2 separate regions of the Homo sapiens genome follow, and region 1 is linked to region 2. Evidence: read pairs that join two places in POLR2A ChIA-PET (ENCODE). Cell type or tissue: OCI-LY7. All regions are shown on one strand. Links, peaks and the distances in the headings refer to the core of each region. The heading gives the core; the rest is flanking DNA. Region 1 holds the start of EXOC7 (exocyst complex component 7). Region 2 overlaps RNF157 (ring finger protein 157).

Region 1 (2,806 bases), core at 283-2,782, 76 kb after region 2:
CCAGCACTTTGGGAGGCCGAGGCGGGCGGATCAACTGAGGTTGGGAGTTCAAGACTAGCCTGACCAACATGGAGAAACCCCATCTCTACTAAAAATACAAAATTAGCCAGGGTGGTGGCCCATGCCTGTAATCCCAGCTACTCGAGAGGCTGAGGCAGGAGAATCGCTTGAACCCGGGAGGCAGAAGTTGCAGTGAGGCGAGATCACGCCATTGCACTCGAGCCTGGGCAACACAGCAAGACTCCGTCTCAAGAAAAAAAAAAGAGAGAGAGAGAGAGACTCAGGTTAAATGCTGGACCAGGCCCTCAAAGGTAGTCCACCTGAGCCCAAAACACCCTCTCTACAGCGGCTAACTAGCCCCGCTACTCTATTCTGTGACATCTAACAGTTTAAACTTTCTCCTACTTAGCCCTTTGGACTACACAAGGACCATGTCAGCGAAATCATCCTGGGTATTTCCTGACACAGGAATCAGCCTTTTATCTCCCCCACCTACAACAGGATTGAAATTGTCCTCTTGCCTGAGGGAAGGCTGCCCATCCCTCTCCAGGCTCTGTGCACCCACTTCCTCCTCCTCCTCCTCTTCGGGTGACTATGGGTGGAGTGAGCGCTTGGGAACCCTAGAGCTTGGGTTCTTCCTTCTCTCCTTCTCTCCTTAGGCCGGGAGCAGGGGCTCACGCCTGTAATCTCAGGACTTTGGAAGGCCAAGGCGGGTGGATCACTTGAGGTCAGGAGTTCGAGACTAGCCTGGGCAACATGGCGAAACCCTGTCTCTACTAATAATACAAAAAAATTAGCCGGGCGTGTTGGCAGCCGCCTGTAATCCCAGCTACTCGGGACGCTGAGGCACGAGAATCACTTGAACCCGGGAGGCAGAGACTGCAATGAGCCAAGATCGTGCCACTTGCACTCCAGCCTGGGCGACAGAGTGAGACTCTCTCTCAAAAGAAAAGAAAGGAAAAAAAAAGCTTGGTGTCCCCCCTGCCCGCCCCAAACCTTCTCATCTACCAGCACATGCCTCCTTGTCTATCTTCCGGGTGTCTGGACACTGAGGCCACAGAAGGACTGAACCAAGCTGGTCGGCCTTGTCCTTTCTCAAGGCTGGGGGCCAGAGGCAGGGTGGGCAGGGACGGGTTAGAGGAAGGAGTAACTCGAGGTTTTGCAGGAGCTGGGTCTGCAACCACAACATCCAGCCCCGCAGGGAAGTTGATCCAGGGGCGCCCCCCACCCCGTCCCCTGGAGCTGCAGTTGGACGCTGGGTCTGGGCCTGGAGCTCCGGAGCAGCCCCGCCAGCCCACAGGATACGTTTTTGCGTAATGCAGGGTGGAAGGCGGAAACAAGTACACAAGCCCCTGGTTCATTACATGGACACACGTTAGGCATCTACTGTGTCACCTGCTCCGTGCGGGGCTTTGTGGGAAACGCAATTGGCCTTGGTGCCTGCCCATAGAATGCGACCTGGGGAAAGGAATTCGTCGCCTTCCCCAGCAGTCTTTATCAAAAGGGTCGGTCTTTCAACGAAAACAGCAAGTGAGCTCTAAGTGTCCTGCCAGCCGCGGGACATAAGGCCGATCGAAAACCTCTGCTGAGGCAAGGAACCCGCGTCGAGGTCCCTTGCAGCATCCGAATACACTTCTCTTCCCAGCCACGCTCAAAATGGCCGTCGGTCCGTTCTTGGGCTCCGCGCAGGCGCACTTCAGCCTGCGATTCCCAACATGGCTCCGCCCAGGCGTCCCGGGGCGGGACCAAGAGCGGAAGTGGGTGTGACGGGGACGGGGGCCCGGTGGGCCCGCGGAGGAAAGATACTGGGGAGTGGGAGCCGCGGGGTTCAGAGCGATGATTCCCCCACAGGAGGCATCCGCTCGACGGCGGGAGATTGAGGACAAGCTGAAGCAGGTGGGCGTGGGCCTGGGGAGGCTGGGGAGGAGGTGAGGGAAAGGGGCCAACAGCGGGGCCTGATTGTCTACTCATGGAGGAGGCAGGGGTGGGAGGGAGCGCACCCAGCGAGGAGATGGGGTTGGGGGCTAGGCCGTGGGGTTGGGACGCAGTGGTCTCCTTTAGCTTCTGGTTTCTGGTGATGTCCTCCCCTTGCCTGCCCCCAGGAGGAGGAGACTCTGTCCTTCATCCGAGACAGCCTGGAGAAGAGCGACCAGCTCACTAAGAACATGGTGAGTCTCCCCGCAGCTGGGGGAGAGGGCAGGCCTCCGGACCCTGGGGGAGAGCCTTGCGACCTGGCGGTTCCGGTTCCTGCGGCCTGGAGTTCTGGAATGGGCAGCGACGGAGGCAGTGTGTGGGTTTATCTAGCAACAGTTTGGCATCTCTCCTGCCTAGCCCCCTCCCCATGTTCCGTACCCTCACTGAGGAGGCTGCACTTCCCACTGGCCTGGACTTGCTGCTTTCTGTCTAAGCTCGCCATTCTTCCTTCTCTCCTTCTGCAAACACTCAGTGAGTCTGACCAGTTGGGCTAGGTACTGGGCATATGTCATTGTCAGTGGACTCTCTGCCCAGGAGGTTGGCACTTTGAGATTCCTGAGGGCAGAGAAGACTCAGCCTTCACTCCAGAGGACTTTAGGGAAAGAAAGAGCTCTAAAGTCAGGCAGATCTGGGATCTAGTCCTTGCCCTTCTGCTTAAATGTGCGGCTCCTGATAGGTAACTGGTGTCAGCGAATTCATCTGCTAAAACAGAGACTGTGCCAGCCTCCCAGTGTGTCTGTGAAGGTCATATGCGCTAATGCATGCGACTGCATCTTGCACAGTGCCTGGTATACAATAGGTGCTCAATAAGTGAGTTTCCTTCTTTATTCCT
Region 2 (2,806 bases), core at 230-2,729:
AGCCTGGTCTCAAACTCTGGACCTCAGGTGATCTGCCTGTCTCGGCTTCCCAAAGTGCTGGGATTAGATGTGAGCCACCGCACCCGACCATTTTTTGAAAACAATTTAGTGAAGAAGTCGCCATATTTTAGAACTATCTGGCAGTAACACATCTTTGAGCATCTTGGGTGGAAGGTAAACGCTGACTGACGTATCCATTGTGGCTGTGGCTGCTGGCAGTGTTCTCTGACATCACCCTGCCCTCAGTGTACATTTGTATCTTCTGCAGGTACTGTTAGATCTTATAGACAAAGATTTTGTCATACTGTGCTCCAAGAAAGCTCTTCTCTAAGAAGACCTTAGATACTCCTGTTAAAGATAGAAAGGAGTGTGGTGCGTGGTATGATTTTGTACATACTGCCATCTAAGCATAGGGCGCCATTGGAGATTTTTGGCTAGCTTCCAGAACCTTCACAGAATTCAGTACTGTTTGCCATGATGGTATAACTTTCAGACTCCCCGAACTCTGCTCAGGTCCCTGGAACACTCCTAGGATTAGAAGAGCCTGTAGACTTGCCCTACAGTAGAAGCAGTGCAATAGAGTATGGCTTTTGGAGTCAGATGTACCTGGGTTCAAATTGTGGTTCTGCTGCTCATTAGCTCTGGGACCCTGGATGATTACGTGAATCTTTTGAGTCTCGGTTTCTTTATCTGTAGAATGTCAGTTTGTTTAACTGACATTCTTCATTTTTCAGTCGGCTACTGTATTTCTCCGGCATGTTGGACTGTCCTCCAGCATACACACGGAACTTACAGGCTGGTGAGAGGGGCAGGCATGTTGTTCCTTTCGAGAATGTGAAATAAGAGCATACCTAAACTAGAGCTGGATGGCGGTGATGGCCGCACGATAATGCGAATGTGAATGTTACTTAATGCCGCTGAACTGTATACTTGAATATGATTGAGATAGTAAATTTCATGTTATGTGTATTTTACCAAGATAAAAATAAAAAGACCAGGTGTGGTGGCTTACACCTCTAATCCCCGCACTTTGGGAAGCTGAGGCGAGAAGATCACTTGAACTCAAGAGTTTGAGACCAGCCTGGGCAACATAGTAAAACCCCATCTCTACGAAAATTTAAAAATAAAGATAAAAAATATGTAAAGTAAAATGGGGGACAAAAAGAATCTATCTAAAGTACCTAGCATAATGCCTGGCACATAGTAGATACTCAGTTAAATATTTCCTTACATTCTCTTTTTTCATGATTTGCCAAGCTGTAATTGCAGGTTACCCAAGTTTTACCCCATGAAAGGGGCTTTCTTTTGGCAGAGTTTTCTGGTTAGATGAATAGATTAGGGGGATCTGTGCCTTGCTTTTCTGTCGTAAAGGTACTCACACTTAATGTTTGGTCCCCAAATCCCTGAGCAGACCAAATTTCATTCTTTGTTCATGAGTCTTGATCTGAGGCCTGTTTTCATTATAAAAAGTGAAATAGGATTCTAGAAGCTGCATTTAGTTGTCCTTCATAAGGCTGTTAAGGGTTTATTTACTCCAGAATGATACCTGAGAAACAGGAAGCCATTCTATAAATCCATACTGAGCTTGAGGTAAGAGATCAGAAAGCTTCTCAGTCTCCCTCTGTCTGTGGACCTGGGGCATGTTGTGTGCAAGACAGAAAAGGAAGCTCTTCCTGTTTCCGGATATGCCAGGATGCTTACATCAGAAAGACTTTATCTGGTCTTCCTTGTCACCATGCACTCCCTTACTCAGTAGACCTAGGGCTGAGAAAATTACCCTTTGCAGACTCTAAAAAAGAAAACAGAAACTCTGTGGATATGAACTGAGAAAACGATTGCTAATGCTAAGTACAGTGGACTGGTGCATGAGTACTTCAGAAAAATGCTTGGCCCTGAATCTGTTCTGAGCTTCATCTTTCTTGGTCCCAAGAAGGCATTAGTTTTCTTTCCTTTCATACTTACCTGTTAGCATATGAGTGAGATCTCTGGTTTTAGGTTGAAATAAGATACTTATTTTTTGTTTTTGAGACAGAGTCTCGCTTGTTGCCCAGGCTGGAGTGCAGTGGCATGAGCTCAGCTCACTGCAACCTCCACCTCCTGGGTTCAAACAATTCTTCTGCCTCAGCCTCCCTAGTAGCTGGGACTACAGGCCTGTGCCACCACACCCAGCTAATTTTTGTATTTTTAGTACAGATGGGGTTTCGCTATGTTGGCCAGGCCGGTCTCAAAGCTCCTGACCTCAAGTGATCTGCCCACCTCGACCTCCCAAAGTGCTGGGATTAGAGACATGAACCACCACGCTTGGCCTCTTTTTTTTTCCTTTTTGGGATGGTCTCACTCTCTCCCCCAAGCTGGAGTGCAGTGATGCTATCATAGCTCACTGCAGCCTCAATCTCCTGGGCTCAAGTGATCCTCTTGCGTCAGCCTTCTGAGTAGCTGGGACTACAGGTGTGTGCCACCATGCTGACTAAGTTCTACATTTTTTGTGGGGACAAAGTCTCGCCATGTTGCCCAGGCTGGTCTCAAAACTCCTAAGCTCAAGCGATCTTTCTGCCTCAGCCTCCCAAAATGCTGGAATTACAAGCGTGAGCTACTGTGCCCGGCCAGGATACACCTTTTGTCTTAAATATAACTTAGTAATGGTGCATGTATTGAGGAGATAGTGTGGACAAACACAAACATTTATCTGATGTCTTGACTTTAGAAAGGAATGAGAAAATAAATAAATTTGTGTCTTCAGATCTTTTAATAACCAGCACTTTAATCCTTGGAAATCTCATCTCTAGATTAAAAAGCTGCATCCAGA

The links. ChIA-PET counts read pairs that join two places held together with the same protein. Peaks named below come from ENCODE experiments on the same cell type or tissue, not always from the same donor. Only the 100,000 strongest peaks of a DNase experiment are listed, where the experiment ranks them.
Region 1: POLR2A ChIA-PET joins it to region 2 with 12 read pairs; 10 of 35 experiments call an interaction of 5 or more read pairs at or near these places.

What each region holds. Positions count from the first base shown.
Region 1 is chr17:76,102,723-76,105,528 of GRCh38, reverse strand. EXOC7 (exocyst complex component 7) reads left to right here and starts at 1,742. Exons shown (of 19, transcript NM_001013839.4): 1 at 1,742-1,896; 2 at 2,103-2,168. The coding sequence starts at 1,837. In OCI-LY7, for the core only: no CTCF peak of the experiment used is centred there; DNase peaks (open chromatin) are centred at 1,708 and 2,168; H3K4me3 peaks cover 1,710 bases; H3K27ac peaks cover 1,485 bases.
Region 2 is chr17:76,178,911-76,181,716 of GRCh38, reverse strand. The region is part of intron 2 of RNF157 (ring finger protein 157); the gene reads left to right. Among named protein-coding and RNA genes, the nearest start is that of FOXJ1, 39 kb to the right of the region's middle. In OCI-LY7, for the core only: a CTCF peak has its summit at 1,610; a DNase peak (open chromatin) is centred at 1,656; H3K4me3 peaks cover 915 bases; H3K27ac peaks cover 1,348 bases.